2 separate regions of the Homo sapiens genome follow, and region 1 is linked to region 2. The links are chromatin loops, found by intact Hi-C in ENCODE. Cell type or tissue: PC-3. All regions are shown on one strand.

Region 1 (8,000 bases), 130 kb before region 2:
GTCTTGGGCAAGTTATTTGGTCCCTCTGACCCTTATAGGATTGTTATAAAGATCAGATGAGACCAGATATGTTGAAGTGTTCAGCATAGTGAGAGCTCAATAAATGCTGATATTATAGCAGCAGCAGTAGCAGATTTTACTTCCTGAAGCCCCCTTTCAATGACCGAGAGTCCTTTCTTGGACTGTTAGGACCAGGTCCAACTATCTCAGTTTGTTTTTTACCTCGTGCTCTTTGATGTTATATATCTGCAATAGAACTGGATTTTCTAGGCTGTAAATTTGTTTATTTTTTAAGGATTTAGACCTTTTTTCGAGTATTAAGAGAAGATTTTCTCAGCAGCTAAGTTAGGATGACCATTGAATCTCAGTCTTTTTAGGGGCGATCCCTGAGTTGTAAGACACATAATAAAACCTTTTTTTCTATCTTGTTTCAGTGATTTAATACTATAGGCATACTATGCTTTAACAGTTTATTCCATCTCTTTTTTTTTTTGAGATGGAGTCTCACTCTTGTCACCCAGGTTGGAGTGCAATGGCACGAACTTGGCTCACTGCAACCTCTGCTCCTGGGTTCAAGCGATTCTCCTGCCTCAGCCTGCCGAGTAGCTGGAATTACAGGCACCTGCCACCATGCTCGGCTAATTTTTGTATTTTTAGTAGAGATGGGGTTTCACCATGTTGGCCAGGCTAGTCTTGAACTCCTGACCTCAGGTGATCCGCCCACCTCAGCCTCCCAAAGTGTTGGGATTACAGGTGTGAGCCAGCGCACCCGGCTTCTATTCCGTCTCTTTTATTAAGGCACAGATTATCTGATTAGCTATTATGACATAATTTGATCATCTTTTGAAATTCACATAATCTATTAATTTATTCAACAAGTATTTATTGATTTCCTATGTGTCAAGTACTCTTCAAGGACCTGTGCATATAGCAGTGATCAACACTGACAAGGGCTCTGCCCCCTTGAAGTTTTCATTCTATTGGACAAATACAGACAGAAAACACATACACATATAAGTAGTTTCAGATCAGTGCACTGTGAATAAAATGTGACTTCATTTTAGGGAGAGGCCAGCTTTAATTTGAGCTAATTCTTAATGAGAGGAGGAGCCAACTGTTAGAATCCTATTGTTATATTAATTGATTGCCTAAAACGTTGACTGCTGAAAATGTTGATTTCTTGGTGAATTTTTCCTTTTGCACTTGAAACCTCTCATTTGGACAAGGTAGACATGGCTGATTTAGCAATGAGATATTAGTCTTTGTTGTCCAGTCTTTTTTCCACTATTTTACTTTGATAATAAAATTAATATTTTAAAAGCTTTGTATTATTAAAATTGCATACACTTGATTTTAAAAAATTAGAAAAGATAGACAAACGAAACGAAGAACTACCCTACCAAAATTCCACTGTCCAGGTTAGGAGTTGGCAAATTATGGCCTGCAGACCAAATCTAGCCCATCACCTGTTTTTTTGTTTTGCGTTTTGTAAAATTTTTGTTGAAGTCTAGCCTGTAGTAAAGGGCGTAATTCCAGAGTGTACCACGTGATGAATGTTTACAAATGAGTACACCTCCAAGGTCAAGACACAGAATGTTGCCAGTACTCCAGAAGCCTCCCTCCTGCCCCCCTGCTATCACTATTCACTCCCAAAAGGAACCATTATTTCAAATCCTATCACCATAGCTTGATTTTATTTATTTTAGAAATTCATACAAATGGAACCATAGAACAATAACATTTACTCTTTTTTAGGTCTGGCTTTTTTTTGTTCAACAGCATAAGATTCATTCATATGGTTGCGTGTGGCAATAGTTTGTGTTTACTAGGCGAATACCCCAGAATTTATTCCTTGTGCATTTGATGTATCTTTGCATTGTTTCAATCTGGGAGCCTGATGAATAAAGTTGTTATGAATATTCTTATAGATGTCTTTTAGTGGACATTTCCATCGTACTTACTTCTACTGGACACGCACCCAGGGCTAGGTGATAAAGTGCAGGTTTTGGGTATGGATGTACTATTTTACATTTCCTTCCATATTACATGAGAGTTTTAGTTCCTCCACATTTTTGACAGTACTTGGTACTTGCCAGGTTTTTTTAAAAATCAGGTTAATTGATGTACAATTAACAATAAACAATAAAATCAACCCTTTTTAGATGTATAATTCTGTGAATTTAGACAAATGCATACAGTTGTGTAACTATCACCAGAAATCAAGATACAGACAGTTTCCATTACCCCAGAAAGTGTCCTCATGTCCCTCTATAGTCAGCCCCCTCAGGCCCTTTTAGCCACTAGTTTGATTTCTCTCCCTGTAGTTTTGCTTTCCTTAGGAAGTCATACACATGAAATGATACAGTATGTAGCTTTTTGAGCCTCCTTCTTTCACTGAAATTTATTCATGCTGTTGCATGGATCATGAAGTATTTTATTCTTTTTTGCTGCTGAATGGTTACCCCTTCACCAGTTGATGCACATTTGGGTTTTTTCCAGCTTTTGGCAAGTATGAATCTTAAAGCCACTATAAGCATTCACATACAGGTTTTTGTGTGGACGTAAGTTTTCATTTTTCTTCGGTAAATACCTAGGAATAGGATTGCTAGTTCATATAGTATGTGTATGTTTAGCTTTATGTGAAACTTCCAGACTGTTTTCTGAAAGTGGCTGCATCATTTTACAGTCTTTCTGGTATTATGTTGACCTTTCATTTGTTTCCCATCCTCACTAACACTGGGTATTGTCTTTTTTTTTTTTTTTTTAAATTTCAGCCATTTGTTCTAGTAGGTATGTGGCACTCATCATGATTTTAATGTGAATTTTCTGATGATTAATGAAGTGAAGCACTGTTTCATGTGTTTCTTGGCCATTTGGAGATCTTCTTTTATATAATGCCTACATGTGTCATTTGCTCATTTTTATATTGGATCGTCTAACCTTTTCTAGTTGAGCAGTAGGAGTTCTTTTTTTTATCTTTTCCTGTAATCCACTGTACCTTAGAAAGGAGTTCTTCATATAGTCTGTATATGAGTTGTTTGTCAGAGATATATGAGTTGCAAATATCTTCTCCTCCCTCTGTCTGCCACCTGTTTAAAATAATTTTATTGGAACATAGCCAACATTTGTTTATATATTATCTATGACTGCTTTTGCACTACAGGGGCAGAATTGGGTAGTTGTGATAGAGACCTACTGACCTGCAAAGCCTAAAATATTTAGTGTCTGATCTGTTACAGAAAGTTTGTTAACCCTTGATCTAGAGAACCGTATTCATTTTCTATTACTGCATAACAAATTGCCACAAATTTAGTAGCTTAAAACAATGCCCACATTTATTAGCCCACAGTTTCCATGGATAAGTAGGCTGAGGACAGCTTAGCTGGGTCCTCTGCATAGAGTCACACAAGGCTACAGTTAAGCTTTTGGCCAGGGCTGGGCTCTCATCTGGAGGCTTCAATGGGGAAGGATCCATGTCCAAGTTCATTCAGGTTGCTGGCAGAATTCATTTCCCTGTGGCCTTGGGAATGATAGCTTCCCTCTTTTACTGGCTATAGGCCAGAGCTGGCCCTCAGCTCCTAACGGCCAGTTCCCTGCCACGTGGCCCTCTCCATAGGAAGTCCACAACATAGCAGTGAGCTCATTCAGAGCCAGCAGGAGAGCAAGAATGAGTCTGCTAGCAAGGTAGAATCATTTAATGTAACAAAATGACAAGAGTGACATCTCATTATCTTTGCCATATTCTGTTAGCTAGAAGCAAGTCACAGGTTCTACTCACACTGGAAGGAAGGGGATGTACACCAGGAGGGTCACCTTAGAGTCTGTCACAGTTACTATTAGTAATATATTGGTGTCTTAAGTTTACAGATGTTTTTCTATGTTTATATAGTTGAATTCTGTTTTAAGCAAAAATGGCATCATACAGTTTCTTTTGTAACTGGCTTATATAATAATATCATGAATAATGTAACATGAACATTTTTTCATGTCAGTAAATCCAGATCCATATCATTTCTTATTGTGGCTTGTATCATACCTCACTATTTGAATATACCATAATTTATTTAATCAATTCCGTCTTGTTAAATATCAGGATTGCTTGTGGTTTATGTCACATTTTACCAGGCTGCCATAGAAGTATATGTGAGTGCCCATTTCCCCACACTGCCTCAGTGCTGGTTATAATTCTGTTGCAGTCAGTGGCTCTTGACAAAAATGTATATGTGAAACTGAACACCTCCTATTCTCCTTCCTTCTCCTGTGTATCTGTTTTAGATAAGAAGGCTGACTGCACAATCACAATGGCTGACTCAGACTTCCTGGCTTTAATGACTGGTAAAATGAATCCTCAGTCGGTAAGTATGATGGAGCTTATATCCTGCTAGTAGGTAGGTCTTTCAGCCCTTTCTACTCCATCTCCTGACTCAGACTCTAAAGTGCAAAGTGGTCAGACTCACAAAACTCAGTGTTCCCCAAACAGTTGACAGACGTCTGTGGAGCAAGCTGTGTGCCACACACTGTCTTGTGTGCTGGAAGTGCCCAGAAGAGTAAGAAAGTTCCCACGCTCAGGGCATCCACAGATGTGTAAAAGAGTCAGTGCAGCCAGAGATCCAAGGTGCCACACCTGGCTTGTGGTCAGGGGAGGATGAAGGCAGGAGCAGCCATATCTCTCTGGGCCATCAGGGAGAGCACCACAGAGGAAGCAGCTCTTGAGCTTAGTACCCAGGCGGAAAGTAGGAGTGTTCCAGGAGGAGGGAGGGGTGGCATGAACAAAGGCCTGACCTTTTACATTCCATTTATTTGCCCATGCTCTTCTTTTTGCCTGACCTGTCCTTACCTGACAAATGACTTGTCTTTCAAAATTAGCTCAGATATTATCTCCAAGGACCTCTTTCCAAGTTGCTGGGGAGCTGTAACCAGTCCCTCTCCTGAGCCACGTACTGGACTGCCAGCTTAGTGCCTGTTGTGTTATGTTAGTCATAATATGCCTCTCTCTCTTCCCTGTTAGGCTGTGAGTGTCTCAAAGCATCAAAGCACATCTTATTTGTCTTTATGTTTCCAGAATTTAGCACAGTATCTGATGTTTTTAGGTATTCTGTAAACAACTGTTGGACTAAATTGCATTTGTCTAAAGTGTGTTTATGCCTTGTATAGATTTTCCTAGTCCCCAAATTGTCAAGGGTCCTCTTAGGCTCTTCAGCTGCAGTGTTGAATGGACTTGATATAGTGAGCTTTCTGTCAACTTGATATATACTGAGCTTTCCATTAATAAAAAAGAAACTAAGACGTTTCTTTCCAATGTAACTTAATTTTTTCTGTTGTCTCAGTCTGGTTTGTTTTAGGTTTTATTCCTGTGGTTCTCTGGTAATTTCCAAGATTGGATAAAACAACTAAATCTCACTCCCACTTGCTTTTTTAAAATGCTTTTTCTACGTAACCAAGCACATTTTAGTTGATGCCATGACAAGTGAGAAATTTGCATCTGTGATGTTTCAGCTGAATACACACCATTGGCACTGACATTTCCACTGAGCCTGCTCCAGAAATCTGGACAGAACAGAGGCCACCAGTATAGGAGCTGGCTGTCATCCTCCTTCCCACCCACTGCACATGCCATGCACAGCTTTGGCAGGCTGTTCAGACTTCACACATCAGCTGCCTTCATTCTCTCAATTTATCTTTGTACTGCCCATTTTGGGGGCAAGGTGTCAGCTTATTTTCCTTCAGCACCTGTTAACACCCAAAGGAATTAAAGATAAAAATAGCAGACCTTTCTATTAATGTGCTAATGGACTTCCCTTATGCTCAGAGGATTTCCAGAGGATTTGACTGGAAATCGTTAAATGCAGTGGAAATTCTAATTTCAGTGTTTGGCTCCAGCAGCAAGCGTACATGAAGAACACCTAGGGGCCAGATTAAAATCATCTTTATGTATGGACTCTCTGAAGGGTGAAGATTCATGTTTTCTCTATTGTTAGTAAATAAAAAGTGATTTTCTTTGTTAACTTACAAAGGAGAAAGGTGGCGAGTTTCTCCTGTACTACTGGTCCGTATTTTTAAATGATGTTTGTTCAATATATTGTGTTCTGAGACACCTGACCTTTAAGGCATCAGACAGAAGGCTTTGTGCCATATAGAAAGGAAATATTTAGTTTGTCCAGACAGAGGAAGGGGAAAAAAAGGAATTAGTCACCCTTACCAGGAGGTACAGAAAAAAACAGAGCTCCTTACATTCCCATGGATGATGTAGAAGAGCTCCTAGCTTCTTAATGTACTGTTAAAAACCTAGGACTACCAGAAGCTTTTTTTTTAAATCTAGCCCTTCCTTATTTTAAGCATTCAGTTAAAATACTGAGATCATGGCAGGGAAATTATGCTACGTTCCCAATTTTGCTGTTTCTCTTAAGTTTTCCTGGGATTTTGTTACATGGTAAATTTAGCAAACATCATGTGATCTAATCCCAGGCAGTTGTTAAATGGAACAAATTGTGGCTCTGCACTTCAGATTGGTTTGATTTTTCTTGTTGAGCCAAAGAGTAACACAAGCACCTCATTCTCAGCAGGCTCTGTGCCCTCTGTAGGGATAAGTCCTTTATCATTGGTGGCATTTCATTCACATGCATGTTGGATTGAATCCCAAGAGTTTCTGTGTTTTTTGTGTATGCTTTTTCTCTCAGCAGCCTGCTAAAAATTTCAGTTCATATTTCCCACCTACATGGAATGTTTTAAAACATAATCAGTGTAGTATGAACCCACTTTGAGGAGGACAGGTGAAAACAGGCTCAATTTCTATGAGAAATTTGGGAAAGCTGCTCCTTTCTGCTGATCTGCAAAAAGTGTGGCCTTTACAAATTCTTCCTTTTGAAGAATGTGGTTCCAAATCTATTCCAGAAAGCCAAGTTTCATATTTTAGAGAAAGTCATGTGACCTGGATAAATAAATGATCTCAGGGCTAGATAGTGTAGAAACATCAGCAATCTTAAAACAAAAAAACACCAAGTAATGAATTTTCTTTCTTCTTCACAGGCCTTCTTTCAAGGCAAATTGAAAATCACTGGCAACATGGGTCTCGCTATGAAGTTACAAAATCTTCAGCTTCAGCCAGGCAACGCTAAGCTCTGAAGAACTCCCTTTGGCTACTTTTGAAAATCAAGATGAGATATATAGATATATATCCATACATTTTATTGTCAGAATTTAGACTGAAACTACACATTGGCAAATAGCGTGGGATAGATTTGTTTCTTAATGGGTGTGACCAATCCTGTTTTTCCTATGCTCTGGGTGAATAGAGCCTGATGGTATACTACTGCTTTGCGGAATTGCATACAACTGTGCATTACAAAGTTAATATGGTAATTATGGTCTGGGGTAAAATTGAGTTTCAGAATAAAATTAGGAACAGTAAAATCCAAAGAACTATGTAAACAAAAAAGCTTTTGTTTTGCTTACAAAGTATATTTAAGGATTATTCTGCTGAAGATTCAGTTTAAGAGTTTTCCTTGGGAGAACTAAGTAAGAAACACAATGCCAACAGCTGGCCAGTAATTAGTGTTGTGCACTTCATGTCATTAATCAATTTCTCAATAGTTCTTAAAATTAGTGAGATTAAAAATCTAAAAATTTTGCATTTCATGCTATCAGAAACAGTATTTTCTTCCCAAATCAAAATAAAAGAAATATGATCAGAGCTTGAACACAGGCTTATTTTTAAAATAAAAATATTTTTAACATGGGTTTCCTTATTGAAAAATCAGTGTATTAGTCATAAAACACCATCATTAAGAATAATTGAACAATAAAGTTTGCTTTCAGATGCAGTTTTCAAATTATAATCTCATTTCAATTTATAACGTTCTCAGTCCTTTGTTATAATTTTCCTTTTTCATGTAAGTTTAATTATCTGCATTTATCTTTTTTCCTAGTTTTTCTAATACTAATGTTATTTCTTAAAATTCAGTGAGATATAGGATAAAATAATGCTTTGAGAAGAATGTTTA
Region 2 (8,000 bases):
AGGGATTCGTTATTTTAGAAGTTTACCAAAATGCTCCCTCTCCTCTCCCCCTGCTTCCTCTCCCCTCCCCTCCCTCTCCTCTCCCCTCTCCTCCCCTCCCCTCCCTCTCCCCTCCCCTCCCTCTCCTCTCCTCCCCTCCCTCTCCTCCTCTCCCCTCCCTCTCCTCCTCTCCCCTCCCTCTCCTCCTCTCCCCTCCCTCTCCTCCTCTCCCCTCCCTCTCCTCTCCTCCTGCTTCCTCTCCCCTCCCCTCCCTGTCCTCTCCCCTCTCCTCCCCTCCCCTCCCTTCCCCTCTCCTCTCCTCTCCTCCTCTCTCATATACACACACTCACACACACTATCACTCACACACACTCACACACACTCTAACACACACTCACCTACAAGCACGCACGCACGCGCACGCGCGCGCGCGCACACACACACACACACACACACACACTTGAGATGGCTGACCTGGAGGCCACCGTTTGCCCCAGGGGTAGATGCCAGAAATGGGCCAGCTTGAAACAGATGGCAAATACTCAGCTCTGAAGGACAAGCTGCCTGGTCTAGGCCTACAGGTATAAGAAAGAAGATATTTCAAGGAGGAAATGAAAAGGCAGAACAAGTTCCCCGTCCCCTGTCATCATGCTCGGCTCTGAGCTGGAGACAGGTGGGAGGTTTTGGAGAAGGAGTAAGAGCTCCAGATGTGAGTGTGAAGGGACCTCTACCCTGCCTGGCTAGATAGCTTCAGGATCGCCTTCCACATTCCCTCTTCACCCTCTCCACTCGGCTCTCTGCCCCGGGAAGTTGAGCTATAAACACATCAATGGGCCTCTCTGACCAGTGCCTCTGGTTGGATTCAGATCATGGGGAACAGTAACAGGACAAAGAAGGCAGGAGGAAAGTGAGGGTGGGTATTTATTCCGGGGCTTCCTTCTGCCAAGGTCCTATGGCTCTGGTCATGGCGGCTGCGGGTGGTAACAGCACCTACGTTACTAGCTAGCTCAGGGATACTGCACTGGACATGGGTTTCCCCGCACCCTGCCCACACCTTCATAAATAATCTCTGTATTTAATTCTCTTCAAAACACACCATTTGAACAATACCGTCGGCTCCCTGCCCCTGCCCTTCCATCCCTGGCCAAGGAGACACAGGTTAATGTTCCCCTGGAACTTGAGGGGACCCAGGAGTGGAGAGGATTTGCTCCCTGCATACTCTCAGGAGTTTTCGTGAGTTGCTGCCTTACAGATGTGTCTGACTCTGGGAATGTGAGGAGAACGATAAATGGGGTGGCATGGCTCATGTGGGCAAAACAGGGCTGGAGATGGTGTGTTAGTCCGTTTTCACACTGCTATGAAGAAATACCTGAGACTGGTAATTTATAAAGGAAAAAGGTGGGGTTTTTTTTTTTTTTTTTTTTTTTTGGAGGCAGAGTCTCGCTCTATCCCCCAGGCTGGAGTGCAGTGGCACGATCTCGGCTCCACCTCCCAGGTTCAAGCAATTCTCCTGCCTAAGCCTCCTGAGTAGCTGGGATTACAGGTGCATGCCACCATGCCCGGCTAATTTTTGTATTTTTAGTAGTGACAGGGTTTCACCATGTTGGTCAGGCTGGTCTTGAATTCCTGTTCTCGCGTGATCGGCCTGCCTCAGCCTCCCAAAGTGCTGGGATTACAGGCGTGAGCCACAGCGCCCAGCCAGGAAAAAGCTTTAATTGACTCAGTTCTGCATTGCTGGGAAGGCCTCAGGAAACTTAACAATCATGGCAGAAGGCAAAGGAGAAGCAGGCACCTTCTTCACAGGGTGGCAGGAAGAAGTGCCAAGCAAGGGGGGAAAGCCCCTTATAAAACCATTAGATCTCGTGAGAAATCACTCACTATCACAAGAACAGCATGGGAGTAACCACCCCCACATCAGGAATTTTCCCTATAGTGACTCTGTTGGGGTATAGAGATATCAGAGAGAGAGAGAGAGAAAGCACGCTTGCAGATCAGCTGCAGATGAACTGACTGTCCGTGTGAGGGACATGGCTGAATTCTTAGAGTGCTGTCTGTGATGGTTAATTTTATATGTCAGCTTGGCTGGGCCATGGTGCCTAGATCTTTGGTTAAACATTCTAACATTTTTCTGGATGTTTCTGTCAAAGTGTTTTTTGGAAGACATTAACATTTAAATGGGTGGATTCTGAGTCAACCAGATTGCCTTCCATGACGTGGGCGAGTGTCATCTAATAAGCTGAAGAACAAAGACTGACCTCCCCTAAGCAAGAAGAATGATGCCAGCAGGCTGACTGTGGGCTCGATCTGCAGCTCTTCCCTGGGTCTCCAGCTGCTGGCCTGTCCTGCAGACTTTGGACTTGCACCTCCACAATCACATGAGCCAATTCCTTAAAATAGACCTTTCTTTTTCTAGGTATAGGTACACATCCTGTTGGCTCTGTTCCCCTGCCAAGATGGGAGCCAATCAATTCCAGCAGAATGTGTGGGGCCTCATTCGAATGAATGTTTGTGCCCTCTTGGCAGACATGGCGAATTATTCAAGAGCAGGAAGCCAGTTCAGGATGGAGCAAAGTGTTATCCTTGACTTCTTCCTCCAGCTTCCGTCCCCATCAATCTGTGTAGTGGCCAACCCTTCCCACTTCCCACATTTACTCTCTCTCTTACTGCTACTCCTTAATCCGAGCCATCCATGGAAATCCCCAGCCAATAGCATGGGACAGTTGACGGTCTAACTCTCAGCATTCATCCCTCTCGTTCCCAGCATTTGCTCTATGCATCAGGCATGCAAACCCTTCCCCACTACTTGTAGAGCCCATGCTCCTTTATACCTCTTGTATTTCATTCACCAAAAATCTCTAATAAGGGCTGACTGTGTACAACCCTGTGCTAAGGGCGGAACACGCAGTCCCAGGTTTCAAAGAGCTCAGAATCTAAGGGAAAGAGAGGCTTGGAAACGGATTAAGTGCAACCACGTCCTGGCCACAGAGGGGAGGAAAGAAGCCCTGGTGAAGGCTCTTTGCAGAGGGAGGGAACGTCTTTATTTTATGCATGTTCTTCCCTTTGCTACCTTGTGCCTCTTCACCAGGAAACATCTCATCCTGCAGCTGAATACCGTCTCCCTACTCAGTGGTATCTACTGCCACCTCCATGCTCTGTCCAGAGCTAGTTCATTGTTCCCTTCCCAGTGCTCCTTCATATTTTCTATTTACTACTTTCTTCCTTTATTACATCAAGTAATACTACCAAATACTGCTCCTCTAGCATTTGCCCTGTGCTGCGCATGTGCTCGCCCTGCAACCACCTTTGGGGCAGGTACTATCGTATCATATCGTATCATCATTGGCTCAGGGTATAAGTATCTTGCTTAGTAACTCATGGCTCGTGAAATTAGTCATTTCATAATCTCAAGTTGCTGAGCACTTGTCTGGCGCAGAGTAGAGAGCAAATATTTGTCTAATGGAAGTGTGTTTGTGAAAATGCTGGGCTGTGTAAACTAAACAGAACGGAATAAAATCAGCTAGAGGGGTTTGCCAGGGAAGACTTCAAAAGCAGAGGGCATTTGTTTCTCTCTTGCCACCACTAATGTTTCTCAGTGTCTGGGGCGAGAGCCAGGAGAGAGAAGCCAGGTAGTCCCATCGTTGGAAAAGGCCACAGCGCCTTGCTGCCACCCACTGACAGCAGCATGGAGCTCTGCAGTTCCAGGACTGCCTGTGCAGGGGGCCATCCCTGGTACCATGCCCCTCTCCCTTCTGTGTGCCAGCTGGGCTGTCTCCCTTTCCTGGCCAGGGCTGTCCCTGCTGAATGCCAAACATCTGCAGACAGGGTTTGCAAACAGCTGGCTCAAAGTTCTGAGCTTTTGTGATCTCATCCAAGTGCCTGGCTATGGGGAACAGGCTTATTTTCCTGGGCTACCAGCACTGGAGTGGTGGAAATTACATTAGACTTGGATTCAGAGGCCTGCATTTGATTCTGAGCCCTGCCACTTTACAGCTAAATAAATGATACTGAACCTCTGTTTCCTTCGCTGTAAAATGGAAATGATGATCATTCCTACCTCATAGGGTTGTTAGGGGAGTAAGACAATAGACATGGGGCATGCTTGTAACTGTGTTCTGCTGAAACATGTGAGAGAGTGTCAATAATTAAAAGAAGCAAGAGTTCCTCAAGTCACAGTCATGCCAAGATGTCTAGACAATCCCTTTAGTTTATCTCAGTTCATTATTGAGATGCGAGGTCTACATAGCAGGGAAATTAATTGTTGCACTGAATGGACCAGATTTAGTTATTCACTGAGGTGGGCTGACACCTTGGGACTAGCACAGCATCTGGAGGCGGAAACTCTGGAAATGAATCCCCAAGTGCTGTTTGTGTAATCTAAGCATCATTTCTTCAGTTCTAAAATTGGGGCCATAATCTCCACATTGTACATGCCCTTGGACCCAGCAATCTTGCTCTTGGATTATATCCCAGAAGGCGTATACGGTGATGTGTAGAAGGATATTCGTCGTGGTGGTGTTTGTGGTAGCAGACAGGAGAGATATTGGAGGTTTTCACCACCAGGGAATGGATAAGTCAACCACAGTGGATGCGCCTGTGGAATTCCGGACAGCAGGCAGAAGCAATGGACTAGATGTACACAGAGCAGCATGGAGAATTCTTCAAAACAGTGTTGGGTAGGCTGGGCATGGTGGCTCACGCCTGTAATCCCAGCACTTTGAGAGGCCAAGGCGGGTGGATCATGAGGTCAGGAGATCAAGACCATCCTGGCTAACATGGTGAAAACCCGTCTCTACTAAAAAAAATACAAAAAAAAAAAAAAAAATTAGCCAGACGTGGTTGCGGACGCCTGTAGTCCCTGCTACTTGGGAGGCTGAGGCAGGAGAATGGCATGAACCTGGGAGGCGGAGCTTGCAGTGAGCCAAGATCACACCACTCCACTCCAGCCTGGGCAACAGAGCAAGACTCCATCTCGAAAGAAAAAAAAAAGTCACCTAATTAGAACAAAGACACTCCTATCACCCAGTAAATTCCAAGAGATTAGGAGTTTTGTGTCAGAAACTGGGGTCAAAGACAAAATATTAGAACAAAAGATGTACCTAGCACTCTCATTGCAGATTACAAGTGTTTTAGGAGCTCTGTGTCAGGAACCATGGATGAGGAACAAAAAAAATTCTTATTATAAATCATAATATTGGGGGTATAGAGTAAAACAAGAAAAGAGAAGAGCATTGCAAAGATCAGTGATAATAGTAGAGTGTTAACCTAGATGTATAACCAACTCAGTTTCCTGCAGCAGAAAATGTTTTAAATGTCTATCCTGAGGTGTTGTAAGAATTAGACATAATATTCATAAAGGTTCCTGACACAGTGCTTGGCCCATGAGAGATGCTGCAGAAATGGAAGCTCCTTTTATCATTCTCTCATTGATCAAATAATGTACCAAGTGCCCACTTTGTGCAGGACGCTGTGCAAGGATCCATGGGAGAGACAAAGACTGGGTGTCTCTCAGGAACTTGAGCATAGCAGATGGGACAGAATGGCAATGGGAGGGGAGAACCCTCATCTGAAGCTGCAGAGAAGACACTATCAGACCTCCTCAGCTTCCAAATTGAGGCTGAAAGAAGTGACTTGCTCAAGGTCACACAGCCAGTTAGGGGCTGAGCTAAGGGCAACTGTCTAGGTCTCCAGGGCCTTTTCAGAGCATCACCCAAGCCAGTGTGGCTGGTGGGGTGACTCAGATTCTTGACTTCACCGCACAAAAGAATTTGAGGGTGGGTCCAAAGTAAGAGTAGGCAAAGAAGTTTATTGCAGAGTGAAAGTACACTCTCAGAGGCAGAGTGGGCTGCTCAGAGGCAGAGACAGCCCCCAGTGTCCCAAGGGAATTCCCTTTATGAGAGCTGTACAGACATATGCATGAACTACTGGTGAGGTGAAGTGCAAAGGCTGACCTATGGTTGGTGTATGCACTCAGCATCTACATGCTTTCACATGCATTGCATGTTATCACTAGCGTAGAAAATCACCCAGAGGTGTGTTTATTAAAATGAGGAAAAATCACTAAGTTAAACCTTGAGCCTAGCTGCTCATATGAGACCCAGGAGAAGTCCTTAGTCCACCCCCACAAGCCAGGAATTTGTAGCTAATAGCTTCTTGGGGTTTTAGTGCTGATTGGCTACAGATTGGGGAAGCTGCATCACATCATGAACAATGGGTTTTTGTTCTCTTTCTCAGGTGGTACTAGGTATCAGGAACTTGTAGCCATCTGGCGGTCTGCCGGTAGCCTGTAGGACTGCTTACAGGTAGGTGCTGATGCACAAGGGGGGCCTGCTTTGAAAGGAGCCCATGGGGCTTCACACCAGGGGACAAGTCAGTGTGGCCTCCTCACCTTCCTTATCCTGCCTCACCAATACATCTGAATCCAAGAGAGTGGAAGGCTGGTACCTCCTGTCTCACCTTCTGCTCTGACAATCCTCCCTCACACTCCTCTTCGGTTTACCCACTCACCCATGTGCATGTGTGCAATGGAGAAATAAATTAGGAGATTGTTTTAAAAATGCAATTTGGTAGCTAAAATCTTTCTGAATAGGGGGTCCATGGGAAAAAAGTGAAAAGGTTCTGAACCCTGGCAGAGGTGAAGCTCTAAGGAGCAAATCTCCTTGGGGTGGTTAATTTTACATGTCAACTTGACTGGGTCATGGGGTGTCCAGATAGTTGGCTTACTTCTGGGTGCATCTGTGAGGGTGCTTCTGGATGATGTTGGTGTTTGAATTGGTGGCTGAGTAAAGCAGACAGCCCTCTCCAGGGTGGGTGGCACCATCCAATCTGTCAGGGGCCTGAATAGAACAAACAGGCAGAGGAAGGCTGAGTTTGTCCTCTGCCTGGATGCCTGAGTTGCAACATTTGTCTTCTCCTGCTCTCAGACTGGGACCATAGGCTCCCCTGGTCCTTAGGCCTTCAGACTTGGACTGAACGACACCACTGACTTTCCCAGGTCTCCAGCTTGCAGATGGCAGGAAGAGGTTCTTCCCAGCCTCCACAGTCATGTAAGCCAATTCCTTACAATAAATGTCTTCATATCTACACATCCTATTGCTTATGTTTCTCTGGAGAAGCCTGACTAATACATTCCTGTTCTCCCTTTTCCAGGCCTGCCCAGCTGCTTTAGTGATTCCGGGTCAGAGTCTTGCAATCAGAAGCAACTCCCACCCTCAGCCCTCAAAATGGGCCATCTCAAATCTTACTAGCCAATGGCACTCCAAGGAGAGGGAGGAGCAGTGTCCCTGTAAGCTCCTTCCAGCCTTTATCATCCTTTGACTTGTCCCTAAAATATCCTATTCCCCAAAGATGGCAAGAGCGCCTCCCGAGAAGGAGGAGCAAGGGCATCTCCATGGAGCCCCGCTCTCTGAGCTCTGACTGAGGGTGGGGGAAGGAGAGAACTCTGGGTCTGGCTCACGGGGTGCCATGTGTCAGGCAGCAGGTCCTTGTGAAGTCTCCAGAGATGTGAGGAGTTGGTCGTAACAGCCCAGGGAAGGAGAGGTAGACGTGGCAAACGGGAGAGACAGGTCCCCAAAGGCTTTGCCGACTTCTTGCCAGCCTTGATCCACCAGAGCTATAATGGCCTTTCCTACTATTTCAGAAAAACCCAAAACTTTCCCCACAGAGTTCAAAATGGGATTGGCAAGGAGCTGAATACCATATTGGTTTTCTGAGATGAGCACAGTCAGCACACTAGCTCCGAGTCAGAAAGGGCAAGAGAGGAGGGCGAGACAATTCTCTAAGTGATGGGAACCTTCCCTGTCTGGGAGTTTGGCTCAGCTGTGAGCTGGGTTAATGTGGCTGCAGAAGGGAAGCATGGTTCATGTCCAGCCAGCAGGGACACTGTCCCAGAGCTGCGCTCAGCCCTCATAGACTGGCTCCATTTACCTCTCACGCAGCACCCCATGAGCTGAGGGCGGTTCTGTGGCCATGTTACACATAAGGAAATAGGATGCAGAGCTGATGACTTGCCCAAGATCACACTA

The links. Hi-C counts contacts between places; a loop is a spot of excess contacts. Peaks named below come from ENCODE experiments on the same cell type or tissue, not always from the same donor. Only the 100,000 strongest peaks of a DNase experiment are listed, where the experiment ranks them.
Region 1: it touches region 2 in a loop (3-fold over the local background); 3 of 110 quality-filtered maps call a loop at or near these places.

What each region holds. Positions count from the first base shown.
Region 1 is chr1:53,043,583-53,051,582 of GRCh38, forward strand. SCP2 (sterol carrier protein 2) reads left to right here. Exons shown (of 16, transcript NM_002979.5): 15 at 4,276-4,355; 16 at 7,027-8,000. The coding sequence ends at 7,122. Among named protein-coding and RNA genes, the nearest start is that of PODN, 15 kb to the right of the region's middle. In PC-3, no CTCF peak of the experiment used is centred here; DNase peaks (open chromatin) are centred at 4,339 and 4,819; H3K27ac peaks cover 4,050 bases.
Region 2 is chr1:53,173,306-53,181,305 of GRCh38, forward strand. LOC105378724 (a long non-coding RNA gene) reads left to right here and starts at 7,138. Exons shown (of 3, transcript XR_947347.2): 1 at 7,138-7,261. In PC-3, CTCF peaks have their summits at 3,643 (motif pointing left) and 3,845; a DNase peak (open chromatin) is centred at 3,376; H3K4me3 peaks cover 574 bases; H3K27ac peaks cover 2,068 bases.